2 separate regions of the Homo sapiens genome follow, and region 1 is linked to region 2. A link is a loop called in an ENCODE intact Hi-C map of the cell type or tissue named here. Cell type or tissue: endothelial cell of umbilical vein. All regions are shown on one strand. Each heading gives the region's core, and the rest is flanking DNA. Links, peaks and the distances in the headings are about the cores only.

Region 1 (16,409 bases), core at 5,254-13,253, 400 kb after region 2:
AAACAAAAAAGAAGTAAATTTATATTTTAAATTTAAGCAAATGTTTCATAACTGAATAATAGTTTTCAGAAGGATACGAAGATTATTATGAGCGATGATTTTTAAAAACACCTCCAAAAACAGTCATCTTAAAAATTCACCATAGGTATAAATTTCCTAAATTCTTAAAGAGGGAAGAAAGAAAACATGTCACCTACAAAAAATCTTATGATAAAATGTCCTCAGACTTCTTACTAGAAGCTAGAAGAATGTGAAATAGTGTCTTAAAAATTCTAAGGCAAGATGGTGTATATTTAGCCAGACTATGAAAGATTTGTGAAGGTTGAAGAAAAAGATTTTCATGTCCTCAAGGTTTTGATGCACACGCACATTCTCAGGAAGCTACTGGAGTATGTGCTCTGTTTAGTAGCATGAGAAAAGCAAGAAAGAGAAAGAATGAGGACCCTGGAAAGAAGGCCTTCCCACAGAAGAAGAATGAAAGGAATTCCTGATTTGATGGTCAAGGGAAGAAGTCCCAGGTTGACCAGTGAGCAATGATTCTAGAAAGCACATAGTTCAGATTAAAGCTGGAGTGCAGAAGACTTCAGGAGGAGTGTCTCAAAGAAAAGGTTAAACTGAAGAGTTATGTGAATGTGTTTCGATTCATTGAAAAGGTATTTAGAGATTGATTGAGAATGAACTACTGATGGCCACGCTGGAAAATAACCAAATGAAAAAATTAACTCCAGGGCAATAAAGAGTTGAGCAAAATATAAAATGTAATGATAATGTAGTGATACTATATGGAATATTTTACTTAGCTTAGCTACAAATAATATTTACATGGTCACATAATGCAAACATTAACTATTAACTTAATCAAGCCCTTATATAATTCTATTGGAAGAAAGCATGTATGAATGTATGTGTATGCATATGCATAGGTTTATGCATGTGTTTATGTATATGTGCTTTGGCGCGAAGAGGGCAGGATACAAAAGGCCAATTTTTCTCTCCTATTTTCCACTTTAGGAGGTCCATAGATATTATGTAGGACTAAATACTTAAAGAAAGAATACACATGTGATTTAGAAAATACAAAAGTAAAAGAAGAAACAGGTAGAAATGTTGAATTTGGTTAACTCTGGAGACTGACAATCTGGAATATGGAAAAACAAGAAAATTGCTTTGATGCAAGATTTATACTATTTTCAACAACAGTAGTATGTTTTTTATAGAAATGAAAACCAAAGAAAATTGAATAGATAGAATATTTCTGAAAACAAAAGACACATTTATATTTAGCATCCTCCAAATGGAGAAAGGAAATGGCTATGGAAGCAGTCATGTTTTGCATTTGTCAGTTCTTTTTATACCTATAAAAAGTGTGCCATGATGTGCATTCAAAATTAATATGCTCTATAAAGAAAAAAGGAAAACCAAGAACTGTCATGATATATAATCACTCACTCTTTAAGTACATAAATAATTTTAATAAAATGATGCCTGGAATATGTGGCACAAAATAGACAATAAATATGTATAAAATGTCTTGAAAAGAATGGTATATAATGAAGTTCTGTTTATTTTAATGTCATTTGTTTATGAATACATAGCTTAGAAATAAAAAATATTGAAATTAATATCTCTTCAAAAACTTGTACTGAACACTTACATATCCTTTCAATTTTCCATTAACTGGAAACAAATGATGCTCCATCTTAATGATTACATATTTGATTATTTCTGAAAGTTAATATTTTCATATTTGGGTATTTATGCAGTAAGACATTCCTTTTTAAAAAATTTTGTATTCTACCAAGGGACTTTGTAAATAGAGCATGTATCTATCCCAGGGTAGCAACTACCTAGTAAATAGGTCCAGATGTTTGGGATAACAACTTTCCACCTGCATGTCTTTAGGACTCCTTTGCCTTCCCCCTCTCTCCCTCCCACCAAGTTCCCTTCTGTCATGTCTTATTTAATGTAGCAGATGTGGAGTAACTAGAGACAATACAACAGCTTTTTAGAAATTGAACAATTACATATTTTATCAGCATGGTAGTAAAAAGCTATCATGTCTTTCAAGCTCAGAAGACCATTCAGTGTTAAAAATGTTTAAATAAGCTTATAATTCTCAGAATATGATTCACTGGTTTTCAAAGAATACTTCACAGGCCAGCCAAAAAGAATATAAGGAGGGAGGATGGATTTTTCTTGCAAAATATATAGTTTAGCCTAAATGTTATTGCTGCACTTGAAACCAAGTAGAATTAGAGAGATGACAAGGTTTAATTTTCTAAGTGAGTGACATAAAAATAGCACTTGAAGGTGAAATATGTGTCCTGTGTGATATAAAAGGAGAGTGTCTTTAGGGAAGCCTGTCCTGTCTGAATAAAGGGAACTCCAGCAATATTTTGAGTGTACCCAAGGGTTCATCTATTCTCATGCAGATGCAATAACGGTGGTTCTGTATGGCAAACTCCCTTCCATGCATGATGCTGGCTCCTGTGCCAACCTGCTGAGGGAGAGAAAAATGATTACGTTATATGTCCAATTGATTCTGCCTCTCTTGTGGAGTGTGTCAAATAAATTGCATTTTTCCTGAGCCCATTTAGATAGAGTATTATCCTGCTGTGTTCCTTTGGATCCTGTACAGATTTCTGATTGCTGAATTGTAACACTAATCATAATAATTATCTATGTAATAAGTTCACAATATGAATTGTTACAGATGGTCACATTTTCTATCACAGAGCAATCAAGCCTATTTGTACAATCTACTTGCTTCTAGATAAAACAAAAGGCAACATGTAAGTTTCTGTATGTTCATCACACATTATAAGTGGCAATTTAGGTCTAGTATGTCAGAGAAAATGAGACATGATAAGAGCGAGTGCTAAAGAACTTTTCAATAAAAGCATATTTGAATTTTGCTGTTAGTTTTACAGATATTATCATTATATATCCAATTAAATACTAAAGATTTATTTTTTCCACAGCAAGTAATTTCCTTTTTTCCTATCTAAAATCTGAAATTCATTTTGACAATGGAGGACATGCAAATGAATTATAATTCAAATACAATAACAATATAAATATAAGTTATTGAAATAGAATGTGAAGCATATTTATGACCTTCACAAAAATGTTCTTCTAGGATTGACTACAATTGGCAGCAGTTACTTTCTCTGTCACTTTAACAGTTGCCATGTGAGGTTTTAGTTGAGTTAAATCTGGTCACCATACACAAGTGATGTCATAACTATAATGTTGAAAAGATTCAGGCATACTTCCTTTATTGCTGTTTCCTTTTTTTCTACTTTACAGATACTGCATGTTTTACAATTAAAGGTTTGTGGCAACCTTGCATCTAATAAGTCCATAGGTGCCATTTTTCCAACAGCATGTTTTCACTATGTGCCTCTGTCACATTTTGGTAATTCTCACCATATTTTAGATAGTTTCTTATTAACATATCTGTTATGATGATCTGGGATCAGTAATTATGTTAACTTATTTTGCAGTATGAAGGAATATCTGAGGCTGGGTAATTGATATGGTTTGGCTGTGTTCCCACTCAAATCTCATCTTGAAGTGTAGTTCCCATAATCCCCACGTATTGTGGGAGGGACCTGGTGGGACCCGGTGGGTGGCAGTTACTTCCATGCTGTTCTCATGATAGTGAGTGATTTCTCACGAGATCACATGGTTTTATAAGGGGCTTTTTTTCCCTTTTGCTTGGCACTTCTTGCTGCCACCATGTGAAGAAGGATGTGTTTGCTTCCATTTCCACCGTGAGGCCTTCCTGGCCCCGCGGAACTGTGAGTCAATTAAGCCTCTTTCCTTTATAAATTACCCAGTCTCAGGTATTTCTTCATAGCAGCATGAGAATGGACTAATATAGTAATTTATAAGGAAAAGATGTTGATTTGGCGCACAGTTCTGCAAGCTGCACAAAAAGCGTGGCACCAGCATGTGCTTCTGGTGAGGCCCTCAGGAAGCTTGCACTCATGGTAGAGGGCAAAGAGGGAGCAGGCATGTCATGGGGTGACAGAAGAAGCAAGATAGAGAGTAGAGAGAGCCAGACTCTTTTTAACAAACAGATCTCATGTAAACTCGTTACGGCAGGGAGGACACCAAGCCATTCATGAGGGATTCGCTCCCATGACCAAAACACCTCTCACTAGGCCCCACTCCCAACAGTGGGGATCACATTTCAACATGAGATTTGGAGGGGACAAATATCCATACCATATCAGTGATATTTGATGTTACTATTGTAATTGCTTTGGGGTGCCGTGAACAATGCTCGTACGTCACTAAACTTAATCGATAAATGTTTTGTGTGTTCTGACTGCTACACTGAGTGGTCGTTCCCCTATCTCTCTCCATTTCCTTGGGCTTCCTTATTTCCTGATATATAGCAATATTGAAATCAGTCTATTAATAACCCTACAATGGCCTCTAAGTGTTCAAATGAAAGAAAGAGTTACATATCTCCCACTTTAAATCAAAAGGTATAAATGATTAAGCTTAGTGAGGAAGGCATATCAAAAACCAAAGTAGGCCAAAGTCTAGGCCTCTTAACAGTTAGCCAATTTGTGAATGCAAAGAAAAAAAAGTTGGAAGGAAATTAAAAATGCTACTCCAGCATATGCATGAATGATAAAGTGAAACAGCTTTATTACTGATATCAACAGTTTTAGTGATTATGGTAGATTAAACCAACCACAATATTCCTTTGAGTAAAAGCCTAATCCATAGCAAGGTCCTAACTCTTCAATTCTATGAAGGCTAAGAGAGGTGAAGAAGCTGCAGGAGAAAAGTTGGAAGCTAGCAGAGGTTGGTTCATAATGTTTAAGGAAAGAAGTCCATCTCTGTGACATAGAAGTGCAAGGTGAAGCAGTAAGTTTTGACGTAGAAGCTGCAGCAAGTTATCCAGAATATCTAGGATGGATCATTGAGGAAGGTAATTACACTAAACAGTTTTTTGATGTAGAAGAAACAGCTTTCTATTGAAAGAAGATGTCATCCAAACTTTCCTAACTAAAAAGGAGAAGTCAATGCTTGGCTTTAAAGCTGCAAAGAAAAGGCTGACTCTCTCATTAGAGATTAATTCAGCTGGTGACTTGGAATTGAAACCAATGTTCATTAACCATTGCAAAAATCCTAGGGCTCTTCAAAATTATACTGAATCAATTATGCCTGTGCTCTATAAATGGAACAACAAAGACTGGATGACAGCATATGTCTTAAGGCATGTTTTACTGAATATTATAAACCTGCTGTCAAGATCTACTACTCAGAAAAAAAAAAAGATTTCTTTCAAAATATTCCTGCTCAGTGACAATGTATCTGGTCACCCAAGAACTCTGATGGAGATGTGCAAGGACAGTAATATTGTTTTCATGCTTGCTAACATAATATCCTTTCTGCAGCCTATGGATCAAGAAGTAATTTCAGCTTTCAAGTTTTATTATTTAAAAAATAATAGCCTTTTATAAAGCTATAACTACCATAGATGGTCATTTTTCATGGACCTGGGCAAAGTAAATTGAAGATGTTCTGGAAATTATTCGCCATTCTAGGAATCATTAAGAATATTTGTGATTCATGGAAAAAGGTCAAAATATTAACATTAAGAGGAGTTTGGAAAAAGTTGATTCCAACTCTGGTGAACGACTTTGAGGGGTTCAAGACTTCAGTGGAGACAGTAACTGCAGATGTGGTGGAAATAGCAAGATAATTATTATTAAGAGAAGTGGTGCCTGAAGATGTGTCTAAATTGCTACATTCTCATGATAAAACTAAGGAATGAGGAGTTGCTTTTTATAGATTAGCAAGGAAGTGGTTTTTTGAGATGGAATCTATTCCTGGTAACAGTGCTGTGAACTTCGTTGAAATGAAAACAAAGGATTTAGAATATTACATACACTTGGTTGATAAAGCAGCATCAAGATTTGAAAGAACTCCAATTCTGAAAGAAGTTCTACTGTGTGTTAAATGAATCAAACAGCAGCACATGCTACAGAGAAATCTTCTGTGAAAGAAAAAGTCCATCAGTGAGGCAAACTTCACTGTTGTCTTATTTTAAAAAACTGTCACAGCCACCCCAGTCTTTAGCAACCACTGCCTTGATCAGTCATTTATAGCCGTCAACATTAAGGCAAGATGCTTCACTGGCAAAAAAGTTTATTTGCTGAAAGCTCAGATACCCAATAACATTTGCTGGTAATAAAGTATTTTTAAATTAATGTATATACATTATCTTAGAGACAATGCTATTGCACACTTAATAAGCTGTATTATAAGTAAACATAAAATTTATATGCATTGAAAAGCCAAAAAAAATTGTTTGACTCACTTTACTGCAATATTTGCTTTATTACAGTGGCCTGGAACCAAACAGTAATGTCACCAAGATATGCCTGTATCTTGGTTCTGTTTTCTTGTTGCTTATTCTGAAATGTGGCCCAATGTTGCTGACCAATGTTTTCACCTAGTTTGTCAAAAAATTTCATTGCATCATAGAGACAATTACTTTTCCTCAGACTTTCATTCAATATTTTATCTAAATCAAAGTAGACTTTCACCTGATGAGAGTAGAAGTATGGAAGAACATGCTTGAAAAGGCTAGCAACCCTAATTATCTTATTCCATCTTGTATCTATTAATGAACAAATAGTAGACATAAATATACATATATTATCTATGTATATATACATATATACACATCTATATGCATGTGTTACCTATGTCAATGTATAATCATATAATCTATTCATCTAAAAGTAGGATTATATTCTATTCCTCTGTTCTTTGAGTTCCTTCCTGGTTTTATCAGTGTTTAATGTTTAGTCACTAAAAATTTCCACTGTTCCATGCTGAAATAAAACCAGACAGGAGTTTTGTTTAGTAATTTCACATCAGTTACGGTTACATATTGTACCATTTCCAGTGTATTCTCAGTATTAAAGCAGTTTTTAGAAGTGACAATAGTGTAATTTTTGAATATCCATTTAATTACACATATATGCCTTAATACATTTTATCCTGAATGGAAAAAAATACGTTTGAATAAACACAATAGTTATGTTATCTGAGAAGCGAAGGATTCAAATATTCTTCAAAAAATAAAAACATGTGAAGCGAACCTTCTTTCTTTAGTTTGTCCTTTTGACTCTGATATCTACCTGGTAAGTTTCCTAAAGCTAATGCAATCTTTAACTCTGTATTTTTTTTAGCTGCAATTCTGATTTCTTCATATTTTCTGAAAACTTGAATTCTTCTTTTTTTGTAAAGAATAAGCCTTTAAAATTCCCAACTTTCTAATTTGCAAACCAAAGGAATGAGAACTCTTCTGGAACAGCCAGAGAAATTACTTAATACCTTTAAACGTCAATAGAAAATAAAGAAGACAACAGATATCACGTTCCTTTTGGTGCCTGACAGATATTTAACTGGATAATTTCAAAGTGTTCAACTATAAATAAACAATTCACACTCAATATTATTTTTATTAGATATCAAAGTATACATAGGTGCAGAAAAAAAACATAAATATGCCACAGAGGTTTTTAAAACCATGTGCTTTCTTTCTGGCTACAAGTGTCTGAATTTTTCCAAGTCTATGTTGTTACATAAATGGTTTTTAGGCTAAGTTACATATTTCTTTTGGTTATTTTTAAGAGTGAAAGTTACAAGAACTGATATTTATTGTGTGCTTATTCAGCCATGTATTGTGGTAAGTGCTCTATATGTATTATTTTATTTAATCTCTACAAATTCATGTAGAGGGTACAAATATCATCCCATAGATCTTGTTTTCAAGAAAAATATTCTGGGCTATGGAAGATGTGGACATACAAAAGATTCTGTAAATGTCTTTTCTAGTTTTTTTTTTTTTTTTTTTTTGATACGGAGTCTCACTCTGTCACCAGACTGGAGTGCAGTGGTACAATCTTGGCTCAATGCAACCTCCTCCTCCCATGTTCAAGTGATTCCCTTGCCTCAGCCTCCTGAGTAGCTGGGACTACAGGAATGCGCCACCACGCACGGCTAAGTTTTGTAATTTTTTGGTAGAGACAGGGTTTCACCGTGTTGGCCAGGATGGTCTCGATCTCCTGACCTTGTGATCCACCTGCCTCGGCCTCCCAAAGTGCTGGGATTACAGGCGTGAGCCACTGTGCCTGGTCTCTGTAAATATCTTTTCTTACAAAATATTACTTCCAGATTCCAGGTGTCAAAGCATAATTTTCACAAGTTAGAAATACAAATACAAAATGGATGTTTTGTACAAATACAAAACCAAAATACAAATATAAAATGGATGTTTCTCAAAGATTTATTAACTCATTAATGATTGAATGCATATATGTGTAATTAAATGGATATTCAAAAATTACACTATTGCCACTTCTAAAAACTGCTTTAATACTGAGAATACAATGGAAATGGTAAAATATGTAACCGTAACTGATGTGAAATTACTAAGCAAAAATCATGTCTGGTTTTATTTCAGCATGGAACAGGGTAAAGTTGTTTCCGAAAGTATTTTGAGGAACTCAGAATTTACAGGGATTTTAAAGTTTAAATATAGAATTGGTTAAGGTCTGACAGAACAGTAAAAACTATATGTTGGAGATAATCTTTTTAAAATGAATATTCCTTACATCTTTATCAAACAATAAGAAGTTAATGTATAACTTTGAAAGTCTGAACTCTTTAATTAATGGTAAAATTCAAACAGAAATGCATTCCCCTACATGATTAAATAATCTTTGAGTGAGCTTAATAAACAATGTTTCCGTACTCTCTTGACCTTATTTTTTTTGTTTTTCATAATTTTTCTTTACACAATTTTCAGCCCTAACTCTTGGCACCTTGTTTGTGGTTCTGATGTCATTCACGCTCTGAGGCTTGCTTATCCTGCAATCTTTCTATTTAAGCCTTCTTCACTTTCTGATATTCTATAATTCCCCTACAAAATGTAAGTATGGGTTTTTCTTTATCATTTCTCTTTAGAACTTTCAGGGCCCTTTCAAACTGGGACATCAAATAATCTGGAAAATGTATATTCATTATTACTTTGAGTATTTATTACTCTTCATTTTTATTTCTTATGTTTTTGAAATAAATATGTTATCTAAATATTAGCACTTTGGTTTCTAATATCCCTATCTCTTAGCTTATCTTTTAATCTTTTACATTTTTAAAATTATTTCTTTTTCTGAGAAGTTTTCTTGAGCTGATCTTCCCATTTACTAATACATTTCTCATCTCTAACCATATAACTTAATTCTACCTATTTTATTTATCTATTGTATATGATATATTCTCTTTATTTAGTATTTTTTCCTACTCTTGCTGCATTTTTATATTATCTTTCCATTTCTTTTTTAGTTTATTATTTGACCAGTTTTAAATCTTGATAAATATGTTTTAATAACTCTACTTCTGACAAAACCAGTAGCGTCTTTCTCAAGTGTCTTGTTATTTATATCTAGGAGTTTATTTTCCCTTAGGAATAAAAGCGACTCTGTCAATGCTTATGGAGGAAAGTCAGAAATCAAGTGTCAACTCCAATACGCTAAAGGAATTTTGGGGGAAATGTGGATGGATGAGCCCCAGAGGGGAAAACCCCAATTATCAATAAGCCATTAATAATGGCTGACCCCATTAAACAAATCCTTAGGTAAATGGTTTCACGCTTTGACTCCCAAGAAGAATTAGCTTTAGAATCGAGGATCTCTGCAATAGATACGAATCCACCAATCAGGGAGTTTGAAGGAGAAGGTATAGGAAAGTAGCTTTCCAAATTTATTCCCCATTTTGTCAGCTCCCCCATAAGCACAGGATTTCTGTGTTGTTCCGATTTTGTTCTTGAAGATACTTGTATCAGAGCTCTGAATAGTCATAGGTGAGGACAGGAACCTTTTGTTTTAATGTAGTTTCAGGAGAGAAACAGAAGCAGAGCTCCCATAGATCCTTTCTATTTTTTATGGGCTGACTTCTGCCCAATCAAAGCCACCCCCTCACTCTTACCAGTTCAAACTTCTCTCTGTCACCGCAAAATTTTCTGTATTTCCAGTTGTTTTGATTTGCTTTGTATTTTTACTTCTATGGTTAACTGTCATGTTAAATTTAAAATAATACTTTTTATTCCAATTATACTAGTTTTACTATGAAATAAACAGTATAAAGTAAAAAAATACAGTTTAAGCACAAAAATTCATTATACAGTTTCTATGAAACGAAATCATAGTTCTTTTAATGGAGTTGTTCTACAATCTACACATATTTCTTTGCATTATTTTAAGTGAATTGCATGGGGGGAAAGGAAGACCTAAATATCTTTCTATCTTGATTTTTTGAATAGTGGCTATAACCACATTATCATTTGAAAATACTCTATTTTGCAAGGTCAGGAAATGTAGCAAAAATCTTTAACATTAATTTAGAACTAGTTGAAAGGCAGCAAAATCTAGGCCTTTCATCTATTCTTGAATGATTTCTTATTCAAACTCAGCTGGAGTTCTCAGAGCAGAATGTTCTGCTTTCTTGGATCCTCAGTCAAGGAAACCTTTAACTCACTCTATTTCATAATAAATCCAGGTAGAGCCAGTTATGACAAAATACATGATGGTGTGCCCTACTTTAATAGTGGATGGCTTTCAATTCTGCTGTAATGTATGTTCTCCATTCATTGATTTATTTCAAGTAAAAACAAGTAAAACAATAAGCTAACTATATATCTCCTGAATCAATTTTAAATATATTTAAGCTATTCTAAGCAATTTTAGGTTAAAAAAAGTCTGCTGTTTGCGAAGACTATGAGCAACTGAGTTACATAGTTATTGTTACAAAAGGGTCATAGCTCAGCTTTTGTGTATTAATTATTTTGCCAGCTATTATTATGAATGGCCAAAATGTGTGTATGTTCTTTTTTTCTTTTTTTTTTCAATTTGTAAAACATGCACAGCATGTGGTTATCTGAAAAACTGATATAAGTACTCAAGACTTTTGTAGAAAGATAATACTGTACTTTAAAGTTAAATTTTAATTGTAAGCTCCACATCTTAGAAAATGGAAGAAAGATAAATTAATAACATACTTCTACAGAATTAAATTGGGAAGTGAAATGCATTTGGTATGCGAGACGATTACTACTACCTATGGGAAGACTTGGTTATTACCATCCATAGGATGATAGTTACTGTTTATCAGGATGCTACCCTCTAGAGCTACTAGTTCATTGGGAGTACTGATGTAAATTTTTGATCTTTTTATAACAGCACTAGATGTGTTTCTTATATCAACTCTAGCAGAAGCAAAAAAATTTCCAAAAAAAAAAGATGTGAATGAAAATGGTTTGATCCACAAGTACTTCAAGTACCATTGTTCTTTTGTGTTTCAGGTTATAATGCATGTCCTTAACACACATCCTATTTTTCGCATAATGTAATAACAACACTGCTGTTACATAGTGATTGGTATTATAAAATGTGCTGTGAGATAAATGCTGTTATTATGAAAATCCTATTAGCAAGTCCCTATGTACTGTACATGCAGGGCCGATTTATTAACATACCCTCTGTAGTCACTTTCCCAAAAACAGTTTTACCAGCTATGAAATACTATGCAATAATGCCATTAATAAATGTATCTAATTGCAGTATATAAAAGTGAAACATTGAATAGCTTGAAATGGTTGCTGTGAATGGTGAGATTATTTCAAGTAGATGTATTGAGTAAAGGATAACTATGCTTCCCCTTTTTTATACTGCCACATGTCAAGTAATAGATCATTTAAGTGCATAGTCAGACAGCTGGGCTAACAAGAAAAAGTTGGTTCTTTTATAAAAAGCTGTCAGTAGATGGCAATGTGACTGTTTTATAAGGCATTTTTATTCCATATGGAACTACAAACTTGAGATCATTCACATTTGCTACCTAAATTACTGTAATTTTCCCCAAAAAAAGAGCTCCAAGAGCCCTTTTAAACTATTCTTTAAATAATTGATAGTTACAAATGAAAAGCCAAGCCTAGAATTTCCAAAGTGATCAAAGTTGTTTTAATTTTCCATTGGTCAGGGTTGAATAAAAATAATGTTACAAACTATACCATCAATAACTAGGAATTGCAGAACCTCCATTTCAAACTGAAGTACTTTTAGCAAATCCACATCATACCCTCACTTAAGCACTGCAGCCAGCTATGGCCCAGTGGTGCTGCACTATTAATACAGACCCAGAGGAATGCTGTTGCATTGAGAAAAGTTATTTTGGTATGTTTTCACTCTTTCTTTTATCCTTCCACCCTTCTCCAAATAAATAACCTTTGATGTTTCTAGTGATGTGTTATGTAAATACACATGCATATATAATAACATATAATATTAAATATGCCTTAAAATTTAAAGCATCCTAGGCAGTCTTCATATACTTCAAAGGCCATGGCTTCTGAACTCATTGCACAGTATAAAAACTAAAAAGGAATAATAAATTCTGGAGAGAAATTCTAAGAATTTTAACTAATGGGAAAATTCTGAGAATGAAAAAATATGTTAAAACTCTTGAATAAATTCTCACAGAATATACTAAGATATTATTCAGTTCTACAGAATTATTTCAATGTATTGAACCTTAAACTTGTGATTCCATTTTGGGTTATGCGAGGAGTTAAGAGATACACAGTAATTCCGCCTTATGTGTGGTTTTGCTTCCGACTGCTTCAGTTACTCATGGTCAGCTACAGTCTAAAAATATTAAATGAAAATTTCCAGAAATAAGGAATTCATACATTTTACTTTGCACACCTTTCTGAGTAGTGTGATGAAATCTCGTGCTGTCCCACTCTGTCTTGCCCAGGATACGAATCAACACTTTGTCCAGTGTAGCCACATGTGCATGCTCCCAACTCATTTGCCACTTAGTAGCCCTTTTGATGATTAGGTCTACTGTGGTGGTATTGCAGTGTTGGTGTCAAGTAACCTATATTGTACTTAATAATGGCCCCAAAGTGCAAGAGTGATGATGCTGGCAATTTGGAGTGCTGAAGAGAATATTTAAAGTGCTTCCTTTAGGTAAAAAGCTGAATTTTTTTCTTTTTTTTCTCTTTTTTTTTTTTTTTTTTTGAGATGGAGTCTTGCTCTGTTGCCCAGGCTGGAGTGCAGTGGTGTGATTTTGACTCACTGCAACTTCTGCCTCCCAGGTCCAAGCGATTCTTATGCCTAGCCTCCCAAGTAGCTGGGATTACAGATGTGGAACACCACGCCCGGCTAATTTTTGCATTTTTGTTTTTTATAGAGATGGGGTTTCATCATGTTGACCAGGCTGGTCTTGCCCTCCCGACCACAGGTGATCTGCCCGCCTGAGCCTCCCAAAGTGCTGGGATTACAGGCATGAGCCACCACGCCTGTCCAAAACTTCTTGACTTAATAAAGAAAGAAAGAAAGAAAAAAAAAAAAAATCCTGTGCAGAGGTTGCTAAGAACCTTGGTAAGAATCTTCTATCTATAAAATTGTGAAGAAGAATAAAAAAATTTTTGCTAGTTTTGCTGTCACACTTCAAACTGCAAATGTTAAACAAAAGTGCATGATAAGTGATTAAAGATGGAATGGGCATTAAATTTGTGGGGAGAAGACATGAACAGACAACGTGTTCCAATTGGTGGCAAGGTGTTCTTCCAGAAAGCACTGAATGTACACAGACATCAGCAAAGAATTCCCTGAAATGAGTGACACCAACCTAGTTATTGGAAGTAGGGAAAGCCTACACAGATTCAGGAAGAAGAAGAGTCTAAGTACAGCACATTATTTTGACAGAGGGAGAGACCATATCACATAACTTTTATTTTACTATATTGCTATAATTGTTCTATTTTATTATTATGGTTAATCACTTATTGTGCCTAATTTATAAATTAAATTTCATTATAGGTTTGTGTGTATAGGAAAAAACATAGTATATACAGGATTCGGTACTACAGGGGGTTTCAGGCATCCACTAGGGGGCCTTAGACCCTATCACTTGATAATGGGGATGAGTGTATTATCAGGAATGAGAGTCTATGAAGGGGCAATGTGGTATAATGAGGAAACATTATTCAGTTAAGAAATGTAGGTACTAGTCATAGTTTCATCTACAAAAAGTCCATTAAATAATCTGGGTTGCCATTTTATCTGTAAGAAGAATGAAATTAACTCATAGATATCTAATATTTCTTCAGTTTTCCTTAGCAACCAAAGGCCTCACCTCACTTTGATCAGTAAGGTACCTAAAAAAAAGATAAATCCTGGGGATCCTATTCAGTTCAGAATCTCTAAGACTTGATTAGATTTCTCCCCAAATGAACTACTCATCAGTTCAAATCTCAGAAATCAATAATTACAAGGGTGGCTTCTTTTTCCCCCCATAATTCCTTAGCTTAAGTCTTGAATATGGTAAAGGAAAATTCATAAACTGCAAAGGATCCTTGGATCCGTAACAGAATAACTTTGACAGTGTTTAAATTAAGAATAGCATTGAAACCACATTTGCAAAATTATAACTGAGGAAATTATGTCAGTGAAAGAGATCAGACCTAACCGACCCCATCTTCCTTTTAACCTCTAAACTTTCTGTTCATTCCTGGGTGTAGGCCAAACTGGTCTAGGGAAGGAATTTCGTTTATAGTTTAAACTCTGAAACAAAACGGATAATAGCTCTTTCCCGAAAAATCCCATCTTGCCTGGGGAGCAGTCTGCCTTTGTAGGACTAACAAGTTAGCTAAAAGACTGGATATCTCACGGGTTGGGGGCCATGCAGCCCCTGGCTGCAAGAGTCTAGAACTCCCCAAATTCCTCCTAGGAGTAACATCACTATTGCAAAACCTAAGATCAGTGCTTGAGATATTTTGCAGACCCTGCATTCCGATGCAGCAGATGACACCACTCAGACTGATAATCTGGCTCAACCAGTTCTGCGATCCCACCCAGAACTCAGCAAGAACTCACTTCGACCCCCTATGATTTCATCTTCAACCCCACCAGTCAGCACTCCCCACTTTCGGAGCCCACACCCGCCGAATTATCCTTAAAAACTCTGGTCCCCAAATGCTCCAGGAGACTGATTTGAGTAATAATAAAACTCCGGTCTCCGGCATAGCTGGCTCTGCGTGAATTACTCTTTCGCCATTGCCTTTCTCCTGTCTTGATGAATCGGCTTTTTCTAGGCAGCAGGCAAGGTGAACCCCTTGGGCGGTTACAGCATCTCTTGTGGAAATAATGAATATAATTTCAAATTTGCTTATATTTAAGAATTAAGGGACATAGTAAACTTGCTTTTTAAGTTTGATTTTAATAATTCTTAAAAAATCAGTACTTCTCTTTTAATGATTTATTTTCAATAAATCTTAGTAGTTTGTATTGTTAGGACAAATGCATACTAAAAATAAGAGGTTTGATTTTTTCCTGTTAGAAATGAAAGATTTTTATCTCTTCTTTGTTTTTTCAGAGCATTTTAGCTTGAAAAAAAATGTGTATTTTCTCAACTCTTTGAAATGCATATAAATCCTTTTGAAGACTACATAGGCCTTTGTTGGCCTTTCATGACCCAATAATGTCTTTCTCAAGAGCCTGGGAGCAATTTCTTTAATATACAACCATCCAGGAAGATAGCACCCCTATCTGCCAGTTTCTGCGGATGGATAGGAACCTAGCTTTCATGGAGATCACCTTGCCCCAAGTTGCAAAACTACCTACTGTCATAAGAAAATGGTGTGTGTGTGTGTGTGTGTGTGTGTGTGTGTGTGTGTGTGTGTGTGTATGTATGTACGTTTTCAGGTAAAACTATTTAGCTAACACAGGCAGACATTTTAATTACCACGTAAAGTTAAGGTGGGTTATGTATGACAAATGATGTTTTCAAGTCCTCTTATTTGAGAGCTAGTTATTGTGTATCTTGAAAACATATAGGTAATGGGTTGTATCTTCTTGGCTATCTATTAATAAAGAGTGAGATTTCTGTTTTTATAATCTCCTAGCAGATTGCCTGTGATGCTCATTACAGTCTAGTGTAATGTTTACATATACAACGATAAAAAAGGTTTTCTTTCTCTACTACCTTTCTGCAGAGGATTTCTGAACTGGGATAAAATTTTGTTTTCAATTCTATTTCCAAAAAATATTTAACGAGAATTCAGATTTGCTTTTCTTGCTTTGGATTTTCTTCCTATCAACTCAATTCAACTTTAACTATTCCCCTGGGCAAGAATCATATTTCTATACTAGTTACCAATTCCTATTGATACAGTTGCAATTTATCCTCATGATGTTTTATTCTTTATTGAAGGTAATTGTACTCTTTGTAGTATGACACTTTCTTGAAAATAAAGCAATCAAGCAAGATATAAAGAAATAAGCTAACAGGGAAATGTTAATACTTTT
Region 2 (16,409 bases), core at 3,783-11,782:
GTGAGCCACCACACCCAGCCAATAATCTTATACAAAGGTCTATTATGGGTCCTTATATTACTCATCTTTACATAAAATTAATTCTTTCTCTACCAAGTATTTATATGCATGGTTTTATTGGTGAAGAAGGGAGATATCAGATTTATGCTCTTGTCCAGGGTCAGCAGATCATAACCAGTAGTTCTAACACAGTCTATTGCACTTTTTGAACAGTCTATGAACTAAGAATAGAGGAGAAGGAGAAGGAAGGGAAGCAGTAGGAGAAGGAGAAGGAAAACAAGAAGAAAGAGACGAAGAAGAAAAAGAAGGAGGAGATGAAGAAGAGGAAGAAGAAGGAGGAGAAGGAGGAAGAAGAGAAGGAGGAGGGAGGGGGGAGGAGGGGGAAGGAGGAGGAAAACAGAAGAAGAGCAAGAAGAAGAAGGAGGAAGAGGGGAAAGGAGGGGGGAAGAAAAGAAGACAAAGAGGAAGATGAAGACAACGAAGAAGAAAATAAGAGGAGGAACAGACGTAGCCAGCTATAAAGCCTCTGTGGCCCACAAAATCTAAAATAGTCACTACCTGATTATCTACAGAAAAAGTTTGCCAATCCTTGTTTCATTATAACAGTAATTCTCCTTATGAAACAAAATAATGTGTTAAAAAATCTGTTTGCTTTTATTGATCCTAGGAAATTGAAATTGGTACTGCAAAGAACCTTACATTAATCAATCTTTCCTCTCTAGCTTGCCTCAGAAACAGTCTGCTTTCTTCAAGTATGTGTGCTTGCATGTGCCTGTGTGTGTGTGTGTGTGTGTGAGAGAGAGAGAGAGAGAGAAAGAGATAGAGAATACTATTTTCATTTACTCAAACGAAAGATTATTCATTTTGGTAATAAGTATATGCCACTCGCTTTAGAGAACAGTGTGCTGATGCCTTTCTCTGAGACCTGCAGCCATGGGTACATTCTCATGGATTCTTCTTATACTTAGTTTTAATTTTTACAGTTCCTTTTTGCAATTTTACTCATATAATGTGATTTGACTTACAGATGTCATTTAGTTCCTTTGAATTTCTATTTCTTGTTCTGTTCTCTGTTTTATTTGTATGATTGCTTAAAGGAGAAGGGAAAAAACACCTACATTAGTCCCATATTTAAAAATGAAATGTCTATTTTTAAATAAACATTACTATATTTTTATCTTGGAATATTTTACCAGGAAACTTTCAGGAATAAAGATAGTGAAGTAAAATAGTAAAGATTACATATAAATGCTATTTGTCATTACTGTGAATGAACGGTAAATTCTTATCAGACTGCCTCATAAATATCTAACAAGCACACAGTGTATTGTGATTGCATACCATGGAAAATCCATCAGGGCTCTGTGTGGTTGGCTAATTAAAATCCACATCATGATTTTAGCAACTAAAAGGATAATTTAAGAAATACGCAAAAGACTTGAATATTCTCAAGATCAGGGATAAAGAGACTTGTTCAGTAATTCAGCAAACCATCAGTGCCTCCTCCGTGCGAGGCACTATGCTAGGTGTGGGTTTATTCCCGTACTTAGCATCAAGCAGATCATTTACATTCCACTCAACCAAAGGCAAGAGGAAATAGTTTCAACTAGAGATGTAATTGATATAAAATGAATCAGTTAAAGTGAGAAGTAAAGAAAAAATTCATATAGAGAAAAACTATCTTTTCGATGTAACGAGGACCAGGGGAGTAAATAAGATCAGGAAACTATCATGACCATTAACTTTTCTTCTAAGGCTCTTGACATGTAGAGAGAAAAATTAGGAAAGCTAGATGAGTCCATTTGAAAGTGTAAATGAAAAAAAGAATGAGATTAAGTTCATATTGGAAGTTTGTTTTAGTTGTTCTTCACACATATTAACCTACATAGCGAAGTTAAAATCCTTTAAATTTCAGATTGTGAATCTTATTTGAAATCATCTGGGCTTCGCTTAATTTTCAACATTTTGGAGTTGCAACGTGTTTCCAATATAATTAAAAAGTAAGTTTGTTCTGTGTTCTCTCTCCCCCTCTCATTTTCACCGAGGACATGAATTCTTAAAAAATTTGCATAGTAACATTTACTTTCTTTTCTGCTCCATGAAGGAATATAATTAAAAAGGTGAAAGGCATTAAGCTGATGGTTCATAATGCACTAATTTATAATAGTGTATTAGCATTCTGATGAAAATAAAATACTTAATGAAACTGGAGAAAGATTTCATTTTCACCCTTCTCATTATATGTATGGTGAGTTCTGAGATTCAGGCAATGTTGCAGCAGAGAGGCTATCATAAGTGAATGCTGCTTAGGAAGCTATTCAACAAGAGTTTTCAAACAGCTGTTCCCAAGCTTCATTAAGACTCATTATGAGTTGTCATGTAATGGAGAACTTATATTTTTTGATGATCTCTGCATACCAGTAAAGATAAAAGTATGTCTTAAGGCAGAACTGAAAAGAACAGAAGTTGGTACATATTAAAAATAGATTACTAAAATGCCCTAGTTAGCTGGCACAGACCTTAAAAGCTCAGTACAATCATTCAGATTTAAAGGGAAAGATAAAAAGTGACTAAACTCACTGAGCTTTTAATACATCAATGGTTATATTTTAGGAAAAAAACTATTCTTTCATATGAAAGATACCTGGGGGACCCAGGGATTTATCTGCACCTCTCATGATGGGAATTCAGAGTTTGCGTGGCCACGCCTGAGAGAGGCATCCTGATAGCTTTTCTAATTGTTACTTTGCATCAAATGTAAGGAGTCACACCTTCAAGTGTAAGTAATCGCATCTTTCCTCCATGCACCACACCTCAGACGCTTTTCCCACACAAAGTGAAAGGCTATCTCAATTTTTAGAGCGTGAAGATCATTGTCACAGCTACTTCTGTATCGACAGGGACCTTCAGAATTGATATACACATAGAACAGACTTTAGGGGGATGTGTTCGAGGGAGCAGCGCTTAGAAGAATTAGTTCGAAGTTGTACAGCTATTTGTACAGAGCAAACACACTCGGTTTTTTTTGTTTTGTTTTTGTTTTTTTTACTTAGAGTATAAACAAAAGTAAGAAAAATTTTAAGGAATGCCTTTATACTTTATGAAAGGTAAGAAATGATCAAGTATTCATATCAAATATTATTGCTATTAATTAGAATTGTATTGTGGGCTGATGGAAATTAATGATGGTGACTTTAGCACCCGAAACCACTGCCTAGAGCTGCCACTCTTTGATCAAATGTAGCAGTTTCCAACAACAAGCACAATCGCCAGAGCAGCCTTGTAACTACTTTTGTATCTAGATCTTCATGGTCAGTCACAGCCCTCATCCCATACCCAGTCACACTCATCCAGAACTCTGTATCCCTTAGAAGAAAAATGGGACAAGGCCAAGCAAATGCTTTTTGTCCTGCCTAGTTGTCATCTTCTGTGAGGAGGAGACAATGTGTAGCAGATACACTGCACATTTACCAGTAGCAAACAGCAGAGTAGAGTGCCCTGAAGTTCAAGACTGCTCAGAGAAAACATTCCTTAATGACAGAGATCCATCCAAATGTGAAAGTGGTAGAGGAAGAGGACTTTGGGAGGCTAATGAATGCAATTGCATGTAGCCACAAATACTGCATGATGCTGAGGATGAGGGCACCTTTAACAAAACTTGCAGAGGCAGAGTAAGAAAAAGTCCTAGGTTTATGCACAAAGAAATCTAGAAAAAGTGTAATGTTTCCTTTATTCAAGTTAAGCATAAAAAGGGGAGAGTAGGTGGGGAAGAGGGTGGCACTGGTTAAAGAGCTAGGTAGTAAAATGGGAGTGGATCAGGAAAAAAGAATATTTTGCTTTTGTATTAGTCAGGGATCGCCACAGAAATAGAATCAATAGGATCTATTTATCTAGATCTACATATAGTTACAGATGTAGCTATAGATATATGGGAAGATATTTACTATGAGGGGTTGGCTCACATGATTGTGGAGGCTGTCCCAAGATCTGTTGTTTGCAAGCTGAAGGTTCGGAAAAGCCAGTGGTCTAGTTCCAGGGTGAGCTTGAGTGCGTGAGAAGCAGTGGATCCAATGGTGTGAGTCCCAGTCTGAGTTTGAAGGCCTGGGGACCAGGATCACCAATGTTGATGTCCTTGCCCAAGAAGAGAGAGCAAATTTGCTCTTCCTTCACCTTTTTCTTCTATTTTCTCCTGCGTTTGCTCTGATGTAAGAGAGCAATTAATGTGCCATGTTGTTCTATGTAAACTTTATTTCTTCACACTACTATATTTGGGTCCTCAGTGGATTGTATGATGCCCACGCACACTCTGAGACTGGGTCTTCATTTCTCAGTCTATTGATTCAAATGATAACCTCTTCCAGAAACACCCTAACAGACACCCAGAAATAATGTTTTACCAGCTACCTGGGCATTCCTTAGCTTCGTCAAATTGACACATAACGTTAGTCACTATAGCTTTGTTCTTGAAATATGCTCTGATTGTTTCTAAAACCTTTTTTCCAAGGTAATGAATTAGTTTTGTCAGTTCAAACATTGCAAACCAGATTATTGAATGACTTCATATTTGATAGTGTTTACATCAATATATTGATATTATTAGTAGGTTTGTTAACAGTTTGGAGACAAAAGAAGAAATTAGCACTGATTGCCTATGTAATATACTAAAAGGTTATCCAGGTAGAATATGAGCTTCCTTCTAATTGCTATTAAGGCTGCTCATAGATTAATTGAAGTGGCAAATGGCAATATTATTGTTTAGGGTGACTTACCTAATCCCAGTGCAGCAAATTCAATCTTCTCTCTCACAACAGGCTGTCTCCTATGTGTATCCTCTCATCACCATAGAACTTTGGATAGTATCTACTGTTTCAAAAGATGCTGTCATATCTATTTTCTCAAAAGCCTGTGAGAAAGATAGGGCCAGAATTACAATCTCCATTTTATAGATGAGGATACAGGTCAAAGAGGCTACATGAATTGGCCCTGCAGCTAGTTAGTAGCTGACCTGGGACTTCAACACAGGTGTTCTAAATTCTAATCTGGAGTGCATCTCCTCTGCATGAGAGCATGTTGCCACGCACCTAATTATAGAAGAGGAGTCCTGGGGCAGAGATGAACTCTTTTGGTCAATCTGTTTTCTAGGATTCCCGGAAAGATTTCGAGGTCAAACCTGGACTAATGGTGATTAATTCCTGCCAACAAAGCAGACGTATTTCAGAAGTTTTTGTTTTTAAAATTATTTCTATTTTAAAGAAATTGACTGTTAAATATACAGCACTTTTAATAGTAATGCAAAGTCTATATGACTAGCTCAATATGTGAAAAGATGACAGGCAATTTAACTTTTCTGTGCAGACTCAAGCTCTGTCTTGTAATGGATAGTGCTACCTTAGTTTTATGCTGCATTTCTCAACCTTCCTAAGGATTAACAAACTGTGCATGGTTATGCGAACGACCTGTTCTCCCCATGAAAGATAGCAAGCATGCTGTGATGACAAAACCATGCAATCAGTTTCCAGAAAGGATCATCTACATTCCCCATGCAGCTACTAAAATAAGAGTGGAATAAAACAGAAAGGGCTTCGCTAAAGTAAAATGGGACTCAGATGCTTAGAGGTCATATTCTTCCATTATGTATTTTTGCAAGCATCATCCCTAAAGGTTATCATACAGGATTTTTGCTGCTTTAAATAAGTAGCAGTTGAAATGATTGTCTTTCTTATGTATCATGCCTGTGTTTTCTCTGATGTATGAGAGCAATTACTGTGCCATGCTGTTCTATGTAACCTTTATTTCTTCACATGACAATCTCTTTCTTTTATTTCACATGTAACTCAAACTCCTATTTTGGTACTCCCTGGGGTCAGAAGGAGATGGGATTCAGATAAATATCATTTAAATATAGTCAGTCATGGGCCATAGGTTTTGTTTTCTCTATATATTATTTGACTCAGTATCAAAGGTGCAATTTGTTCTCTGTGTTTTCAATTTAGTGTTACATAGTGTGTTAATTTCGATATGAGCACCATAGAGTATGGCAGGAGCCACAGAATTTAATTTGAGTAAATGCAGGCATTAGGTCCATGATATGGACCAGCCTTTGCAAAGATGTGCTCAGTAGAGCATTAATCCTGTCCTATGAAGAGTCGGGGCGGGAGGAAGGATATTTGGGGAAGGTTACATGCCTCCCTGTGAAATTCATGATGCACATTAGCATATTAATGGCCCTGAGACTTCCTCCAGTAGATACTTTGTTCAGTTTTGCTCAACCCAATATCTCTCAAATTTATATCATTCAATCACGCATATGTCATTGAGCTTCTATTATAGGCCAAGCATTCTTCTAAGTTCTGAAAATACTTCAAGGAGGAAAAAAAAATGTAAAAACTTTGCCCATATGGAGGTCACATTCCAGTGGGGAACACAGACAGTAAGCAAATAAATAAGTGAAATAAATAGTATGTCAGATAGTGCAACGTGCCGTGCAGCTAAATAAAGGGGGTAAAGGAGTGGGGTGGAGTTGAAAAGTTGGATATTTCTTTTATTTGACGGCAGCATCTCCATTGTGCATACTTTTTAAGGCCTTGTGGAACCAGAGTTCTACAGAAAACACTCCGGGTTCCACTGAGTTGGACCCTCAGTTAGAAACCTTTTGCAGCTCACATTCTAGATTCATGCTTCGTGTTTCTTTACAGAAGATGATTCATTAAAAAATACTCTCCATTGTAACTATCGTTTTCTGAATTTGACTAACAATATCTACAGTATGTAAGCCAGTACTTATGTTGCACTTCAAAATTTTTAAGCTAGTTTTGTCCCTTGAGAGAATGAAATAGATAACCAAGATTCAGATTAATAACCACTAGATGTCGGTGTTATCATTGGGTAAGAGAGATGATCTTAAAGCAGGCTTGGTTGACCTAGATAATTCACAGCATAAGTAGACACTTAAAAATATCTCACTAATTTATTAAAGTATAATTGTATAACTTTCAAAAGCAGTTCCTAGAGGATAAAGACAAATATAATTTGGAACAAGAATTAAAGAAACATAAGAATGTGGGCTTATTTACTTATTAATCAAGTTAAACAGTTTATCTAAACACATTCTCTATGATAGTTTCTCAAAGTTAATATATTCGAGAAACCTCTATTGAGCAACTATTATGTGTTAGATACCACCTGACTAGGTACCAAGGAGAATACTGTTTTAAGTGACAGTAGCTTATTAATAATAAGAGTACTTAATAATACAATGTGAGGAAGGCAATATATTTTTAGGGACGCAGATGACAAACACAAAATGCAGAGGAAGGAGGATGGAGGTGGAAGAGGGAAGACTTCAACAGGGAAGACTGACTCGCATGGGGACAAGTCTGGGGTTATGAAGGACTTAGGAACCTTTTGCAATAGTTCAGGTAAGAGGTGAAGAGGTTGGCAGATATTTACACCAACTTATTTCACAGACAAATAGGAACCCATCCGATAAGAACTTCCTATGCAAGACTATTGTGTCTACTTGCTCCCTAGGCCCTATATTCTTCATCTTGTGAAGGGCCTTGTGGTACTGAGAATTCTGAATCTTTACTGTCTATCTTAGGTTCCTGTCAATCAGAATTTACATATGCTCTGTTATCTCTAATCTTAAAAAATAACTAGCCCATCTCCCAATCCACCAGCCAGTGAACTTTCACTGTTCCCACAAAACTCTTAGAATTGACACCTTCAAGGAATTATTGGCACTTGCTATTCACTCACATCTCAACTGGCAGAAATCTGCCTCTGACCACACAAACTGCTCCCACCAATGGTTATTGAAGACTTTTGTGTCCCCAAATCCAGTGGGCCCATTCATCCTTTACTTTGATGGTTTCATAGCATTGGCCACTGTTGAACATTTTCTACTACTTGAAACATCATCTTCCCACAACACCACATTTTCCTAGTTTTCTTCCTAATTATTCCCATAGTTGTCAGATATTTTACTGCCTTTTCTTCCTCTCTCTTCACAGATATTCGTTTGTTCTCACTCTCTGCACTTTCCACAGCGAATGCTTATCCTTCCTCAAGGCTAGCTATTTTTATTTATATGTGAAGACTGAAGTATTGCCTCTAGCTTAGTTCTCCCTCTTTTTACCCCCTAGCATCTTCGAATCAATATATTAAATATTACCACATCTTTTCTTTTTCTCTTAAAACTTGCTGATTCACCAATATATCCTATCTTTCCTGGTGCTCACACTGGAAAGTTTGGCAAAATCTTTGATTTTTCCTTCTCCTTTTGTGACTATATCCAATAAATCACTTATACTTAAACTTATTTATTGAGGACTTATTATACATTCTCAGTGCTTCTAAGCCTGAGATCTTCAGGATGGTAATAAATCAGTTACGTGAAAGGTGTGGAAAGATTGTTTCAAGCAGAGAAGAAAACATTTGCATAGGTGGGAAAGTTTGTCAGAAGGCCAATATAAAAACAGAAATCTGTTTGCATCGTTCTGTGCTTAAAACCCTAAATGCTTAATGTGGATAATAAAGCTCCTCAGGACTCTGACCTTGACTCTTCTCAGGCCTGTCTCATTTCCTGGCCCTTCACTCTTTTTATTCCTGTCACACTGGATTTCCTTTGGCTCCTGCAATGCTGCAAGTTCTCTCTAACTTCAGACCTTCCACAAGCTCTTTCCTTAGCTGCAGGGAAAGATCTCATTGCACTTTCTCCTCTATCTGGCTAGTTCAGACTTATTCTGCAGGCCTTTGCAAGGAGGCCTTCCTTGGCTGGCAGCTCCATCCTCACTTCTGGGCAAGGGAAAGACCTACACGAACCCCTGTGCTTCCCTTTTATAAATAAATAACTGGCTTTTCTCTTGCTTAGTGTCAATCTTCCATGTTAGACTACAGGCTTGATGAGGACAGAACCCTTGTCTGTATTTCTTTTTAACCTTTTATCTTCAGTGCCTCATACTATTCCTGCCATATTGTAAATACCCAATAAGAATTTGGGTGAAAACTGAATGAATAAATGAATTCCAGGATATTGAAATAGAGGCAGATATCAAGGGTCATGGCCATCTTATCCCCGGCTGATAACCTACCCATATTGATGGTCTGTTTTATGTGGAAAAAATACTGAAATCAATTTCAACAATTTTGGATTTAAGTTTAAGAGTCACCTGTAATCCCAGCACTTTAGGAGGCCAAGGTGGGTGGATCGCTTGAGCTCAGGAGTTCAAGACCAGCCTGGGCAACATAGGGAAACCTTGTCTCTACAAAAAAAATGCAAAAATTAGCTGGGAGTGGTGGTGCATTCCTGTAGTCCCAGCTACTTGGGAGGCTGAGGCAGGTGGATCTCTTAAGCCTGGGAAGCAGAGGTTGCAGTGAGCTGAGATCATGCCACTGCACTCCAGCCTGGGCAACAGAGCAAGACCCTGTTTCAAAAAAAAAAAGAGTCATAATCTTTATCTGTAGTATCTCTCATTAAAAAAAATTAAAACCAAAAACTTCCTTTGATTCCTCTCAACCCCCATAACATTTCTATTGTTGCCCTTGACAGAAAAACTCCTCAAATAGCTGCCTATAGTTTTTGCCACTTCTGCATGTTCCATTAATCCATTTCAATGGGATTTTGTCTCTCATTCAACAGGAAGTACTCTTACCAATGTCTGTAATAACCCACATCTTGCAAACTCAGTGGTCCATACAGCTTCTACTCAGGAGAATTGATGTTGTTCAACATTTCTTTTTGTCCTGGAAACATTTCCTTTGGGCTCTTTCTTAGTTCTCCTCACAACTCACTGCTCTGCATTCTTTTGCTGGATTAACTACAACTTCCCAAACGTCAAGTATTGGGGTGACCTAGGGTTCAGCCTTCAACTCTTCCCTCTCTCTGTTTTCTTATCCAATCATAGGGCTTTACAAAGCATCTATTCCAAGCAGAGTTCCAATTTTATATGTCTAGCCCTGATCTCAATCCTGAATCCCAGACTTTCCTATTGAATTTTCAACTTGACACCTGCATTTAGATGTTAATTAGACATTGCAAATTTAACACCTCAAAAACTGAATTTTTGAATTTCCTCTGAAAATCTGTTCCTCCAGAAGTCTTCTCCATCTCAGTAAATGGAATTTATTCTGATAGTTGCTCAATCTAAACATCTTGAAGTCATTCTTTACTCCTCTCTTGCTCTCACATCCCACATCCCATCCATGCAAATCCTACATGCTCTGATTTTGAAATATGTCTAGAACTCTGCCCACTCCTCATTGCCTTCACCCTAGTAAAGTAATCTAACTGGTTTTCCTGATCTCATCCTTGTCCCACAAAAACCTGCTTCCTCCTTCTGCACAGTAGCAAGTGTAATCTTTTACAAAAGTTTGCCTGGTCCTGGCTTCCCATCTCAATCCATCCTTAACATGGCCTTCAAGGTCCTGTGTAATCTTTTCACAGCCTTTCTTTCTGACTTAATCTCATTCTAATTTTTTCTCTTGGCAAACTCTCCTCCAGCCACTCTGATGTCTTTTCTATTCCTCCAGTACTCTGGGTCAGTTCCCACTCCAAATCTTTTGCATGGTCTGCTTTTTTTTTTTTTTTTTTTTTTGGCGGGGGTGATTTTGGACACTCTCTCCAGCCATTAACATGGCTTACTCTTCCCTTGAAGTCTGTTCAAATGTCACTTTATCTGAGAGTCCTTCCATTAACACCTCATCAAAAACAGAATCTTCCATCACTTGGTGTTTCACCCTCCTTAACCTCATAACACTTGCCATCACTTGACATGTTGTATATTTATTTATTTATTTTGGATAGCAGGCACATAAATGATTTCAATCAGAATTGTAAGTAGAAGTTAGACTTATGATCCAAATTCAGAAGACATGTTCTGTTTCCTTTTACTTGACTCAGACAAGGCAAAAAACTGAAAGCTTTTTCATAGTATGTGTACTGTTCTTCAGATACCATATTGCCAAGGACAGTTAATTACATAATAGAATTACATGGTTTCTTCCTGTTGCTGACAATTTAGACTTTTTTTCATGTCTGTTCCTATAATTTTTCTCTAGATTACCCTGATTATTTGTACTTATTTAAACTGATGGGCTTATTTCTTTTATTCCTCCCGCTTAGGGCTTCATTAAAGTTTACTTTGCATAAAGAAGGAGCAGTGGTACTCTCGGTAACTTAGTTTTCTAAGGCAGTTTGAGAAATTCTAAAAGAGTTTACTCGCTGTTTTAACATCATAACATTTTCAAAACAACATAACATAGCAAAAATAATTTGTAAAGAGTTACACAGTAATTTCCCAACAGCCCTCGACACCATGTACCAGCTGGTGCTCTCAGGGTGAATGGCTGGGTAATGGCTCAGTTCTCAGGGAGAAGGAAATGAATATCTAAGCAAGTTTTTTGTTTTGTTTTGTTTTTAAGTGCAATTAAATTCCCTTTAGGCAGACACTTCGTTTTGTTCAAGGCTGTTTTCCCTGGGCCTAGGATTGTGTCTCACATTTTGTGGGTAATGTTAAATGTTAATATGTGCTGAATTAAATGAGTGAATAAATGAATAAAAATAAGCAAAAGGAGTTCACATAAATAGAGAAGAAACATAGTTTTCTGGAAGGAGGTTTACATAAAGTCTGAGGACACCTAGGTTTTAAGCCTTAGCCAAGATAAGCATGCCACAACGTCTATTCCTTAAGTAGTAAAATGGAAATAATGATACCTCATAAGATGGTTGTGAGGATTCAGTGAAAGAACATGAACTATGTTGCACATACTGGATACTAGTTGAAAGTTAAGTTTTTATCAGCCCCCATAACACCTCCCTTTCTTTTTTAGGTCATTACACTGATTTGTCTCCTTCTAGATAAGTAATCGAGTAATCATTTTTGTTGCTAAGTTTGTCGTTATTAGGGATCATAATACCTGAATGCGTCTTCAAGGATCAAATAACACCGTGCTTAGTAAAAAATTCTGAAGCCTAATAAACATTCTAAAGCTTATGCATTATTATTTTTTGGTAAGGTTGCTAAATTTCTATTATCTATAAATAACAGGATGTTATGTGATAGTCACACTCTATTCAATATGCTCTAGGTTCCTTAAGGATAGTAATGTAATTTGGAATATTTCCAAACTTTTCCTATCTTTGCAAATCGCTCTTCTTTCATGGCCCCTTCTATTCCCTTAACAAGCCATGTCTCAGAGGAGTAGCTCTGATTTGGGTCAAGGTAAAAAAAAATAGTCTTCAAGAATACTTTATTTTTCAATAATATTAAAATTTAGAATATTTAATGGGAAGAATAATAGTATTAAATTGGAACTGAATGGGAATGCTTATTATTGTGGATAATTTCTTCTTTGGTTACTACATGGTTTTTTGTCCTCAGCACTATTGACATTTAGCGCTAGATTATTCTTTGTTGGGGATGAGGGTTGACTTTTGCATTGTAGGATGTTGAGTGGCATTCCTGGCCTCTACCCGTTAGAAGCCAGTGGCACCCTCCCAGCTATGACAACCACAAATGTCTTCAGATATTGCCAAATATATTCTGTGTAGGTTGGGGGAGGGGGATAAATAGCTCCCCATTGAGAACATTGAGTTACAGGAAGCACAGGATGCACTAAAGAGAATTTTCCAAGTGAAAGATTTCCTCCAACCCTTAGAACAAGGAGTTGATTTAAGCCAGATCTGAGATCAGAGAGCCATTCTAGTATCAAATAATTTTCTTTCACTTCCTCTTGCTTAGTGGCAATGCACTCAATGTGGTTTTAGGGCAGGCTGACTTTGGTTCCAGTTTCCTAGAACTGGCAGAGTTTACAGTTGATATTCTGGTGTAATTATTATAATGCTCCCTTTTAGTTTCAAGACTTATTGTTTGGACAATAAGTTATATGCTCACTTTAGCCTGTGTGGTGACCACTATTTTAGATGCTGGAACTCAGTGATAAAAAACACAGAGACTCCCTTCTGGAGTCCCTTTGGAGTCCATTTGGAGATCACATTACAGTAGGGAGGAAGAAAATAAATAAATGTATTGTGTAATGTAGCAAGTTACAAGTATTAAAATGCAAAAGGAGCTAGTTACAAGTGCCACTAAACGGAAAACAAGGAGATGGGGTGACAGGAGGGGTCTAGGATAATTCTTTAAATAATGTAGTTAGGAAGACCTCTTCAAACAGCATCATTTGAATGGAGACCAAATGATGTGTGAATATGGATTATACTTCTCATGGCTTTTTCTGACCTAGATTTAATTTAAAGCTAAATCTTCAGTTTTTTATACATATGAATTCATACATTTGAACCTTCATTCATACATATGAATCTCCTAGGTGAATCTAGGTTTTGTATGTGGCCTGCGGATTATATAGGGCAGGGAAAGAGGAAGGAACTGTGGAAAAAATGCATATGTAATTATGACTAACAACTGGGTACAGGTACTTGGAAAGGGACTATGCTCGTGAGAAGTCCCAAAGCTTAAGCTTCATGAGCTTCATGGTGAATCCATTACTGGTGTTAGAAATCAGCAAGGGACAGGGGGCAGAAGCCCTCACTGGAATCAATGAGTGGGCACTTTCTTGAAGGGCTGGCACCTCCTCCGGCAACCGGTGAGTGTGGAGGGGCTGAAGAGAGAGTGGGACATCTCGAGACATCACTAATAAGCCAAGCCACATGCTTTTGCATAAAATTGAGTTTTCCCAATGTATTGTGGTTTGGTTGTGCTGCCCTTACCCCTCAAATATTACTACAGCATTTTATTGTGTGCCAGCAATTGGGTGTCATTTTGCAAGACAGTCCACAAAGGAAGTTTTGAGGAATAGGTGGTTTTAAAAGTGCCATTAATGTTTCTAATGATAGCTGACAGGTAATTAGCCTGAATAATACTCTAACCAAGTGGCTTGAGCAATTAAGACTGTCCTGTAAAAGTAAAGGATGCCTCATTTGATAAGAGAAGTGTAGGTTCCATGCAGTTTATTCCATTAAAATGAGCTGCTCCGTTATAAGCAGATTCAGAAGCTCTTTGTTCTTTCCCTTAAACCCCATAGATTCAAACTGTGGTCCTATTTGAAATCTGTCAGCTGAAGTTTTAACCATAACACCAGTCTTATCTTTTCAAAAGGATTGGATCAAAGTAGCTTAGTTTTCATCTGAGTTTAACAGGGAAAATGGCCTGTGGCTATCACTCTGTAATGAGAACTTTCCCAAGTGGCCAGCACTAAAGAAATACAGTGATGTTTTGACTTTGTGTTTGTTATCATCAGGCCTTCCAATCTCTAAATACATGTACACGCAAAAAATCATAGCTCTTTAGAGAAGTGATTTAAGAGTTAGTAATATAATTCATTATTTTACCTATGAGAAGAGCTTAATGAGAACTAAATAGGTCTTCAAACTAGGTCAAAATCAAAGATGTGACTCATTTTATATATCCTTAAGCATTAAACCCTACTGCAAAGAAGCAATGCATCATGATACTAGATTGCTTATGTTCATAACAGGCTGCCTCACTAGATACTAAAATGGGAAAGGACAAATCAAACTTAAGCATTTGCATAAAATTTGAAGAATGGGATTTTTCTATAAGCTTTAAACTAATATTTCAGCTAATAAACCAAAACTGCGATCATTCTCATATTTTTAAAATGTTATCAACCAGGGTAAAAGATGTTAGTAGTTTCTAATTTTTTTTCTAATGGAAGTATGCCTTTTAATACATAAGGGAAGTGAGGATGTTTGTGCTTGTCTTTTTTTCTTTTCAAAAACTTGAAGAAGCTGGTGTTTATTTTTACTTGGTATATTGTTTTACCCATATTTCAGTTTGTAAAATACATTAATATATTGAATTTTGGAAATATAGTAGTGCAAGTATTGGTTTTTTCAATATACTGTGCATGTGCGTCTGAGTGAGAAGTGGATCTAAAAATTGAATGGGATTACGATAGCCACTTGAAGCAATGTCAGTTAGTCTGCCTAGATGGGGAAGAACATTTGGGATTTCTTTGAATAATTTTTAAAACAGGTTATTTGCATATATATGTGTGTGTGTGTGTATGTATTTATGGACACAAATTACTTTTATGTTGATAGTTTTACAATTTTTCAAATAACTAAAATATCACATTGTCATATAATGGTGCTAGATATAGAATTTGTGTTTGGGTCTATAATTTGACCTATGTTTTCTCTAAAATTAAAGAAGTGAATACAACCCTGCCAACTTAGTATCTATATTAAATTTTGAGGCTTTTCGGTATAATTAGGATTACTATGTGATTTAGATATAAACTTATTTCTACAATTAAATGTATAATAAAGCATTTTATTATAAATTCAAAAATAGGACACAAAATGTTAAAAAAAAACAAGGGCTTTTATTAAATAAATTACTTCTTTTCCTTTCTTTTTTTTTTTGACCTGGATTTTAATCTTTATTTGGATCATTTTCCAGCTAAGCACCTTGTGCTACGTTTAACTTCTTTTATTGTTAGTTATTTATTATGTAACAAAGGACCTTTAATACCTCCTCAGTGGGCCATTGCAAAATCTACTTAAATTAATAGATGTAAAACAATTCCATGCTTGCCTGACAGAAAGTACTGAAAAATTACTTCTATTTTTACTTCTCTTTCATTTTCCTTCCTTTATTCTATAATCTAGGGTTAGACTCTATGTCAGATAAAATGTAGAAGTAAGTTGACCATTCAAGAGACCTGCACTGTTTATGCATCTGCTACCATATGCAAGGCATTGAAGCAAGCACTGTAGCGAGTACAATGAAGAGTAAAGCACAGTCCCTTCTTTTCCTCATGCCTCACTGAAAGAAAGGGTCAAATTTTAGTCACCCAATATAGGTGCATCATATACATTTGAATGAGTTTACTGTGGCTTTTGCTAAAGGTGTATTTCAATAAAACAATGGAATTATGTTAATATCAAAAAATTTCATTTCTTAGCTTTTCACTTGAGCAACATGCAGTTTAATAACTCTTGCTTGGGAAATAGATTATATGGATTTAGAAGGAGGTTTCTTCACATACTTGTAAGTATGAAACAATAACTTAAACACTATACACTGAAAATGATCAAAATACGGTTGCTCTAAGTTCTTTACACGTAAAATCTTTGAGGCGTAGACTATTACTTCCTTTCCTATATCTATTCCTCCCTTTCCCTTTATAACAGAATCCCAGATTCTAAGTGGACACAAACTCTAAGCTAAAAAATGATTACTTTTCCCACAGTCCCTTAAACCTTGGTCTAATTAAGCTCTAGAGAATGAGATGCAAACTGTTACATAGTGCTCTGGAAAGTTTCCTTAAAAAGGAGAGGTCATGCATCTCTTCTGCCCTTTAAGCAACTAATTGGCATAAGATGTGATGGCTGAAGTTCTAGGAGCAACATTGGCTGATATGGC

Evidence for each region. Hi-C counts contacts between places; a loop is a spot of excess contacts. Peaks named below come from ENCODE experiments on the same cell type or tissue, not always from the same donor. Only the 100,000 strongest peaks of a DNase experiment are listed, where the experiment ranks them.
Region 1: a loop joins it to region 2, with 2.5 times the contacts of the local background. A loop is called at or near these places in 4 of 110 quality-filtered maps.

The regions. Positions count from the first base shown.
Region 1 is chr4:129,915,278-129,931,686 of GRCh38, forward strand. The region is part of intron 13 of LINC02465 (long intergenic non-protein coding RNA 2465); the gene reads left to right. Among named protein-coding and RNA genes, the nearest start is that of LINC02465, 150 kb to the left of the region's middle. In endothelial cell of umbilical vein, for the core only: no CTCF peak of the experiment used is centred there; no DNase peak of the experiment used is centred there.
Region 2 is chr4:129,520,143-129,536,551 of GRCh38, forward strand. No RefSeq gene overlaps it. Among named protein-coding and RNA genes, the nearest start is that of LINC02466, 240 kb to the right of the region's middle. In endothelial cell of umbilical vein, for the core only: no CTCF peak of the experiment used is centred there; a DNase peak (open chromatin) is centred at 6,879.